Regions from separate parts of the Homo sapiens genome. Here region 1 is linked to region 2. Evidence: chromatin contacts called from ENCODE Hi-C or POLR2A ChIA-PET data. All regions are on one chromosome and are shown on one strand. Each heading gives the region's core, a stretch centred on a gene start or an enhancer-like site at or near the end of the contact. The rest is flanking DNA. Distances are from core to core; before and after follow the strand shown.

Region 1 (4,999 bases), core at 2,221-4,720, 100 kb after region 2:
GCCTTGGTTTCCAGAGTTTTTACTGGGGCTTCATTATGGTTGATGGATCAGATCACCGATGACTGATCAAATCACGATTGATTAAATCACTGGCCATGTTGTTGAGCTCAGTCTCCAGCCTCACTTCTCTCACTGGACATTATTGGGCTGGCAGCCTAAGGTTCTAACACTCTAATCATGGGATTGGTCTTCCTGGTGACCAGCCCCCATCCTAAAGCTATTTAGGAACCCAGCATGAGTCATCCCATTAGCATAACAAAGACATTGTTATTACTCAAGGTTTCAAAATCTTTGCACCAAGAACTGGGATAAAGACCAGATATATTCTTTATTATATCACATATATATATGGATGAATCACAAATTTATATTTCAGCTCCTACCTCTCATCTGAAATTGAGACTTTCAGATACAACTGCTACCTGGGTGTCTTTTTCAGGAGGTACCACTTGTATCTCCAAGCCATCAGTATTCATAAATAAATCCCCATACCCACCCCATCACCACCCCATCACCCTAACCAACGCATACACTCTCTTCCTCCTATATTTCTTCTTAGTAAATGTCATCATAACACCATTCTCCCAGCTACCTAAATCTGAACCTGGGTTTTACCTTTGTCTTTTCTTACTCACATATAGTTTCCTCCGTTTTGAAAGTTCGTCTTGCTTCCCCTTCTCTTTCTGCTTACTGTTTTGATCTTAGCTTAAAAGTCATGGTGTCCAGGAAGACTTTGCTGGTCTCCCAGGACGGATCAGGTGCTCCTGCACTTCCATAATCGTGGATGTGATCATTTCCTGTTTGTCTCTCTTGCCTAGTACCTTGGTGAGGGCAGTAATTGAGTCTATCTTATTCACTTTCATACCCTTGTACCTGGCACATAGTTGACGCTCAATAAATAATTACCCAGCAAATGGATAACATGATACAAAGTTGGAACATTTCAAAATAAGACTTCTTATAGATAACTACTTTCTATACCAGTAATTTATCAACTTTCCAGTAGAGGATGCCTTGGCATAATCTTATTTTGAGAATTAAATAATTTGTTTGTTCATAATCGCTGCCTTATAAGTGTATTTATTCATACATTCGTTCTTTGGATATTTATTGAATATCTACTAATGTGAGAAGCAGTGCCCTGGTCCTTGGGGCTGGAAATGGGTGAAAACCTAGTCACAGTCTACTGAAGAATTATGTATTTCTATAAGCACAATTGCAATAAAATATCATGGGTCCTATAAAAAATGGATGAGGAACATATTGTAGGAAATATTCAGTGTGATTATATTGAATTATTGTTCTCAACTCTTTATTCCTTTCTATAAAGGATTATACACTCACAACCTCTGCCATATACTTTCTAGTGCCTGTCACAATAGTAAACAGAGTATACATACCTGCCCCTACTTACTTACTTGGACTTGGCTATGTGACTTTTTTTGGCCAATGAATATAGGCAGAAGTAAAATGAGAATACACCAATTCTGAGCAGACACTTTAAGAGACAGCAAGTTTCTGTCAAGCGTCTCAAACTTTTTACCTTTGAGTAAGGCGTACGTTCCCAGTAATCATTACTCTTTCAGCCTGAGTCCTGGAATAAAGACATACGGAGCAGGCATAAACCCAAACCACAGATTGGAGTCTAGCTTAGCCCAGCTGAGCAAAGCCAATTCACAGGCTGCCTATATCCCTATCAACATTAAATTGAATTTTTTTTTTGTTAGCTATTGAGGTTTGGGAGGAGGGTTGTTGCTACATAGAATTATTACAGCAGAAATCTGCTGATACACTGAGTATCCATCTGTCTACCAGTGCAGTATGAGACATGAGACATAAGGAAAAGGCTACATGGTTGTGCTCTTTCCCAGGACACAATGCTCCCAGTTCTCTGATGGTTGTAGACATTTAGTTAAAAAAAAAAAATAAAGCCAATACAATGAGCTCAGTGGTTTTTTCCGTATGATGTGAAACTTAAAAATTCAGATGTGGCAAGAAATAAACATGGGGTTCCCTAAAAAATCTGACGTAGCTGAGCCCAGAAGCTCATGCCTGTAATCCTAACATTTTGGGTGGCCAATATGGGAGGATCATATGAGGCCAGGAGTTCAAGACCAGCCTAGGCAACATAGTGAGACCCTGTCTCTACAAAAAAAAAAAAAAAAAAAAATTCACTAGCTGGAACTAGTGGCTTGCACCTGTAGTCCCAGCTACTTGGGAGGCTGAGGTGGGAGGAACACTTGAGACCAAGCGTTCAAAGCTGCAGTGAGCTATGATGGTGCCACTGCACTCCAGCCTGAGTGACAGAGTAATACTTTGTCTCAAAAAAAAAATTGTATATATATATATATATATATATATATATATATATATATATATATATATATCCTGGCCTATTTATAGCTGAAAAAGCTACCTTAGATTTACAGGCATTTCTCCAATAGCTTATTTTCAGAATGCAAGCTAGATGTAGTGGCATTGACCAATTAGGGCATTCAATTTTAACTGTGCAGAACATTAGAGTTCTGATAGAATCACTGTATAATTGTCATCACTTAAATAAGAAAAGTTGGTTTTCCAAAACACAGAAGCACACTGCTACTTGTAGGAGTGGTTGGTTTCTCAGTGTGAGTTTACTTTTGTCGACCATTTGTAGTTGTGAACTGTTCTATAATTTATTTTCATTTTGCACTAATAATGAGCAGCAAAAGTAATAAAACTGTATAAAAGAAACTCTCTAACTCCTAAACTCTTTTTCTCCATTTCAACAATTTTTTATTTGTTTTCAATGAGAAGTGGTCGAGCACAGTGATTAGGAAAAAACACTCTGAATTAGACTTATTTGAATTAGACTTTGAACCTAGGCACCATCAAGAATAGTGTAAAAATCATCTAAGCACTCGGCCTCAGTTTTTCATTTGTAAAATGAGGATCATAATAGTGCTTATCTTTAGGGCTGTGAGGAGTCAATGAAATGATCTTGTGAGACCTCAGCACAGTGTCTAACAGATAATAAGCAGTCAATAAATGACAGAAATTATTACAGGACAAATTTTGTTAGTGCAACTTTTCTTAGGAAAGCAGCTGTTTATTATAGAAAGACAGGCTGTGTCATGGCATTTGCCTTGACCTTCACTATTGAAAAAAAAAGCCTCAGGACCCAAATCATGATTAATTTATATGCTATGTTTATGAACAGCTAAGCTTTTTCTACTTTGGTTCTCTGAGAGGAATAAGGGTCAAAGACACAGAAAATTTGAACTCACCACAAAACGAATACTTCCCAAACCTTAATTTGGCTAAGATACAATAGACTGGACTCTCTGGTAATGAACTGTGGGCAAGTTTCCAGGCAAACATGTTGTGCACTTGCATTCTTCCACGCATACTATGCTGGAGTGACAGCAACTGTGCTGTGGAGTGGCCATGGTCAAATGTTCCCCCAGTGAATTTGCCAGGAAGATAAGAACATTCCAGCAGTCTGTGTGTTGCCCAAATAGCAGGACACCTCATTTTCAGATCTGCTCATTTCCTGATTGCAGAGAATACCAGTGTAGACAGCCTTGGGTTTACGGAAAATGTGGTAGCCAAGCAAAGTTAACTCTCTTTGGAAACTGTGAATTGATATTGGTAATAATGGTTTTGATATACAAGAAAGAATTTGTTATAAGACGTATTTGGCTGTTTACCTTGAAACATCCTGCAAAGCGTATGTATGTTTGTGTGCACATGCATGGGTGCATGGGCAGGTAACTTGCTTAAAATGAACAAGCAATTGTAACTTCAAATTATACGAATCAGCCATCTGAAATATGTCTCAAATGCCTCCCCTGGAGAAATACAAGACTTTTTCCCACTTCCAGGCATTCTGCTTCCTAGTCCTTTTACTTTCACTCAGACATTTCAGAAAGCAATGGACTCAGATGTGAAGCTAGGATAAGTTACAAATTTATTTTTTGTAATACAGAGCTTGAAACTTGCTCCCATTCAAAAAATACATACACAGTCTTAAGTTCACTTAGAAAGAAGCCATTAGTTTAATGTATAATGCTATAGCAAAGATCAATATGACTCACATGAAGAATTAAGGATGGGCCACATAGTAAAAATCCATTTTATTTTTTAGAAAGAAAATGTAAGATATTTTGCTTCTCTGAGGAAAAAAAAAGGATAGGAAATAATATGCCATTATTCAATACATAAAGTAAATTTTTAAAATATACCCAAAAAGCATACATTGTACAAGGGAAGTGAGAGAGAGAGTAAAGAGAAGAAAAAAGAAGAAAGAGAAAATGAAAGAAAGAGGCATGGGGGAAAGAGTGAAAATAAAAATATGGGTCAGATACAGACTAACGCATAAACATATACCAGACAATTTTCAGAGAGGAGAATTACTATTTATCCTGTTACATTTTCTAACTCTAGGCCCAAATCAGGACTTTTAGTTTGGGGCACATGCTCTTTGGTCTGATGAAATTTATCTATACTTCTTTATATTATTTTTAGTAGTTATATAGAGATTATTATAATAGTTGTTCTTTAATTTATCATGTCCACCTTAAATTATTATCATGCCAATCCATGAACAATGTTAGAACCTTGCTACAATATAATTTCATTTACCAACCCCCTCCACCTTTTGTGCTATTTGTCATATATTTTACTTCTAATATATCATAAACCAGAGAATATATTGTTGTCTATACTTTAAATAGCCAAAGTCTTATAAAGAAAATTTTAAAAATCTCCTTTTATATTTATGTACACATTTTTTCCTTTCAAGTGTTTTTCATTTCTACCTACAGATATAGACATATTTGCATCATTCTCCTTTCAGCCTGAAGAATTTTTCTTAATACATATTTTTACAGTGCAGGTCTGCCAATTATAAATTCTCTCAGTTTTTACTTTTCTGAAAATATCTTAATCTGGCCTTCATTTTTGAAGGGCATTTTCACTAGATTTTAGGTTGATAGAGTATTTTTTTTATTTCAGTACA
Region 2 (5,092 bases), core at 1,330-3,829:
ATGCACGTGTATGTTTATTGCGGCACTATTCACGATAGCAAAGACTTGGAACCAACCCAAACGTCCAACAATGATAGACTGGATTAAGAAAATGTGGCACATATACACCATGGAATACTATGCAGCCATAAAAAACGATGAGTTCATGTCCTTTGTAGGGACATGGATGAAACTGGAAATCATCATTCTCAGTAAACTATCGCAAGAACAAAAAACCAAACACTGCATATTCTCACTCATAGGTGGGAATTGAACAATGAGAACACATGGACACAGGAAGGGGAACATCACACTCTGCGGACAGTTGTGGGGTGGGGGAAGGGGGGAAGGATAGCTTTAGGAGATATACCTAATGCTAAATGACGAGTTAATGGGTGCAGCACACCAGCATGGCACATGTATACATATGTAACTAACCTGCACATTGTGCACATGTACCCTAAAACTTAAAGTATAATAATAATAAAATTAAAAAAAAAAAAGAAATGTCAGATTCATAAACGAGGGGCTGTGAGAAATGGTGGAGGGGTCGCAGCCATGGTTCTCATGCCCAGCTGCTCAGCTGAATCCCCTGAGGAGCATTCATGAAATAGAGATTCCTGGTACCCACCCGCAAAACTGTTGATGCACTTGATCTAAGATGGAGCCAGAGCTTTCCAGGTGATTCTGATGGGCTTCTAGGCTTGAGAACCACTGGGGCAGAGGAAGAAGGTTTGGGGAGAGATTTAGCAAATTCCTTGTGGTTAGGAACTTTTCCATTCCCTCGTAGGAAGTGGCTAATTCACATTCCAGGTGGTGTACCTTTATCTCAGTATCTCCGTTTGCAGGATGGGGGCAGTGGAGCTTGACAACATTGCAGGCTGCTGTGTGGATAAACAGCTCGTAATGTGCCATTTAAATGGGAAGCATTGGGATGAAGTGTTCCTGGGGCTTGAAGTGACCCCATTTTATTTTCAGTGTGGAGGTGCCCAGGCCACATCTTAAGCAACTTTGAACCATCTGGAACCACTGGACAGCAAATGGTTAATCCTGTAAGGCCAGGGTGTGAGGGATCCGGTCATGCAGCTGGGGGTAACTGGGGAACTCTCATTGTCCCACCCTTTGGTTGAGGAACAGTGTGAGCCGACACATAATTAGAACCACTAACTGGCTTTCAATATGGAGAATGAGATTTGTGGCTCCTGCTCACTAAGGAAATATGAAACGGTAAACACACTTCCAGTTATGGATGGGGCTAAACACACCATTAAACTGAATGCTAATAGCTGCCTCCTTCTCCCTTCGAACATTTCACCGTGGCAACCAGTAGGTGCCCTTTTCTTGCCTTCTCTTTCAGCTTCCCATAATTCTCTTCTGCCGTGGTTCTTTGGATGATAATGGGCACATGCTTGAAATAGTAGTTAGAGAATAAGAATTTAATAACAACAAGAACAAAAAAGCAAATGAGGCTGGAGTAGGTTTCCAGCTCCTCATATTATTTGCTTGTAGGCTGTAGCAATCTCAGGTATTGAGAATAAACCAAAATAGACTGAGATGAACATCTTTAATTGAATGTGAGTGTCTTAAATATACTGCATGCTAAAGGCATTAAGCTTGACTTCTGAAGCTCAGTCACTAAGTTGTGGGAGCACCATTACTCAGGGTTTAACAACAGGAGGCCAGGAGTTTGACATACTTGAGTATAAATCCTTCCCTATTGCCTAATGGCTGTGTGGCCTTGGATGAATAACCTTCTCTCTCTGTACCTAAGCTTTTCCATCTATAAATCATGGCTAATAATAATAAACTTTTCCTCACAGAGCTATTGCTGGGGTGGAGTGGTTAAAGACACATGGGTATAAAGCTTTCAGTATAGTGTCTGGCACAAAGATTCTCAATAATCAATAGCTATTCTGATGATGATGATATGATTAACAACTTGCTGGGCAACGTTAGGCCTGTAACTTCCCTGAGCTTCAAATTTTTCATCTGCAAAAGGCAAGCTAATCACAGTACTTGAGTCATTTGCTTAAGGCTCTAGATAAGAATTAAATGATGAAAAGGACTTGGTACAGGTCTTGGCATATAATAAGAGCTCAAGGAGGACTTGCTGAATGAATGGGAAAAAAATAAATGAATGCTATGTCGGCTGGAGAAACTCAGTCATCAGACCCAAAGTGTTTAATATGAGACACAGAGGAAGAAAAATACAAACAGCCCTGGACTCTTTGTCAGTTACATTTTTTAGCAGCCGAAGACCTTCCGTTGCTTCCTTTCTCCTTGTTGCGTCCGTTCCTCCCGCCCCTTATCAAGACTGTCTGCTGGAAAAGAGAAAGCATAATGCTGACACACACAAATGAAACCCCAGTATCACAAGGGGCTCCTAGCAAGGCCTCAGACAGGAAGGGCCATAAATAACCGAGTGGCCTGTGCAACAGGCTCAGCCTGTAAAGCTGGTCAGTAGGACCTCTTCAGTCCCTGCCCTGGCCCCTCAAGTGGCCAGTGTCCTCACCTTGAGCCCCACACCTCCTTCCCCATCTAGTGCCCCTCCTAGGTCTGTTCCCCAGGGCAGTGACTCATACTCTGAATTGCTTCTCCCTCCTCTGCCAAACTCCAGCTTTCCCTGGGAGAAAACTATCTGGTAAGCCAGTCACTAAAATCATTGCTTAGTCAGCCACTCTCGTGGGGGTAATTGAAATGTCTTTTAAACAGCATTTATGGTTTTAATTTCTAATTATAAAAGTGATACATATTTATTTTAGAAAACTTTGGGGAAAAAATCTAGGGAAAGTATCCAAGCATGTGGAAGAAAATACGAATCCTGAGGCCCAGGTCACAGCCCAGGCCAATTTGATCAGAATTTCTAGGGATGGTATCCTAGAGCAGGATTGTTTTATTAAGTTCCCCAGGTGATTCCATTGCAGAAAAGGTTCTTTACTTAGAGATACCTGCCAATAATACTTTGAAGTATTCTCTTTACCTTTTATATTGATATTCAGATTATACTGTGTATGTTATTCAAAACGCGAATTTTTTTGCCCAGTGATATATTATGAACATCTTCCCATATCATCAAATATTCTTTGAAAACATGATTTTTAAAACGGGCATGTAATGTTCCATCTTATGGATCCACATAATTAGTTTAGCTAACAATCCATTATTAGACATGTTTCTAAATGTTGTCAATTAAAATAATACTGAGATGTATTTCTACTTCTCTCTCTGATCACTTACTTAGCTCACACATAGCATGTAATCGTATGCTGGACATCATTCTAAGGCATTCCATATATTTCATTTAATCCTCACAACCAGCCTATGATATTATCCCCATTTTAGAGATGAGGAAACTGAGGTTCAGAGAGCCTAAATCACATGGCTGGTAAATGGTGGAGCCCATTCATGCTCTGGAATTAAAATTGTGGGGTTCAAAAAAAAATGAACATTTTTAAGGCTTTTGAGGCACACTGCCAAATAACCTACCAGGAAGGTTGTAATGATTCACTTCTTCACCAGCAGCATGGGGAAGACAGTGCAAGGGTCTCTGAATTTGAAAATAATTCTATAAACCAATGGAATCCCTCCATTTAAAAACCCTCCTTATTGCAGGTCTACTATGTATGGAAAGAGTTTTTTGGAGTAGGGTTTTAAAAAATGATATCTAATAGCTGCATAGCATGGCTTTACAGTTTGTAAGTGATGTTCCAAGCATAAGACAGCATATTGCTTTTGTGGAGGGAGGGAAGGGGGACTGCCCAGAATCCTTCAGCTTGTGCCACCCAGTGGCCTGCCCTGTGGGAGAGTTCTAAGACTGTTCCTGAGCACTGGTCCCTCTCTAATTGTCTTTTCTTCCCACCCTTCTTTTGGGGAAAATGCTTCTGGTAAGACAGAGAAAAGAGACAAACATTTCCAAATGCAGTAGTTAATGGAAGAGGTGCTGTGAGAGGAGAGATGGCATTGTTAGAGCAAAATTTGCTGAGCTTTTGATGTTTTACCAAAGAGCCCAAAGCCCCCTTCCATGAAGGAATCTGACTCAACTCTCTTCAGCTCCCAATGGGAGTGAATGGAGCTGCTTTTCTGGGAGCCCTGGAGGGAGGGCAGGGGAGCCCAAAGGGCCAACTGGACAAGGGAATCCCAAGAAAGGAAGGAAAAGCTAGGCAAGAGAGAAAAGATGTCTGGAAGCCCAATGAGAGGCTCGAGGTGGGCTGATGTGTCTCAATGAGAAACATACAAAGCTCTGCGCACCACCCTTTGGCTCCTGTGTGTATCTGTCAAGTGTGATAATTAGCTTGGTCATTATTATTTATCTTTTGGAAGAGGATTGTGCCTCCCCTGCCATTCCCTCTCCCACCACACATACCTACACTGACATCATCAACCTTTCTGAAGGATTTCCTATTTGTAGCAGGAAAGCAAAAAACTTCCCATGACTATGAGTTTCTTGAGGACAGAGCTCCATGCCTTTTTAAAAAAATTATATTCATTCTCAGCGGCTCCAGCAGGTCAAAATTTTAATTTCCATTCACAGGGCAACCTATTGAGGTTTGATTGAGGCTTCAATGGGAGTTATGTTAGTGAACTCTATTTTGGCTGCCAGCTAGAGAAACTCACTTCAAACTTCCTTAAATATAAAAAAGAGTACTATACACCCATAAAAAAGAATGAGATCCCATCATTTCCAACGACAGGGATGGAACTGTAGGTCATTATGTTAAGTGAAACAAGCCAGATACAGAAAGACAAAAAGCACATGTTCTCACTTATCTGTGGCAGCTAGAAATGAAAACAACTGGACTCTTTGATTATGGCCCAATAAAGGAGAAAGTCCAGGATGGGGAGCAGATTTGGCTAGATTCAGAGTTTTGAAGGTTGTTGTTTGTTTTTCTCTCTCTCTCCATCTTTCTTTGGACTGGCCTCATTTTTTCCTACTTATGAATGGGCTTCCTTCACATGTCCAGAGATCCTTTCTTCGGATTTTACGTATGGGTGCTGAGAGAGAGAAATCCCCTTTGCCCAGGTCATTGCTAATCTGTGTTGCTCATGCGTGGGGGGCTGCTTAAGCCTTTCTCTTGCGTGACCCCAGCTTCACAATCTAATGGAGAGAGAAGAC

The links. Hi-C counts contacts between places; a loop is a spot of excess contacts on that map. ChIA-PET counts read pairs that join two places held with the same protein, here RNA polymerase II (POLR2A). Pooled maps may share reads with other maps.
Region 1: a loop to region 2 is called in a map of Right ventricle myocardium inferior, with 3 times the contacts of the local background. The contact joins two enhancer-like sites. A Hi-C loop is called at or near these places in 2 of 168 maps with a recorded cell type or tissue (Right ventricle myocardium inferior and aorta) and 7 of 50 pooled maps. POLR2A ChIA-PET finds 5 or more read pairs at or near these places in 2 of 52 experiments (PC-9 and activated CD4-positive, alpha-beta T cell).

What each region holds. Positions count from the first base shown.
Region 1 is chr5:159,602,406-159,607,404 of GRCh38, forward strand. All of the region lies in intron 16 of LOC105377684 (a long non-coding RNA gene), which reads left to right. Among named protein-coding and RNA genes, the nearest start is that of LINC01845, 140 kb to the left of the region's middle. Within about 2 kb of position 3,471, at least 4 of the 41 ENCODE cell types and tissues checked have a DNase peak (open chromatin) inside an H3K27ac peak, as active enhancers do.
Region 2 is chr5:159,502,637-159,507,728 of GRCh38, forward strand. It overlaps LOC124901123 (a long non-coding RNA gene), which reads right to left. Exons shown (of 2, transcript XR_007059022.1): 2 at 2,130-2,300. Among named protein-coding and RNA genes, the nearest start is that of LINC01845, 39 kb to the left of the region's middle. Within about 2 kb of position 2,580, at least 15 of the 41 ENCODE cell types and tissues checked have a DNase peak (open chromatin) inside an H3K27ac peak, as active enhancers do.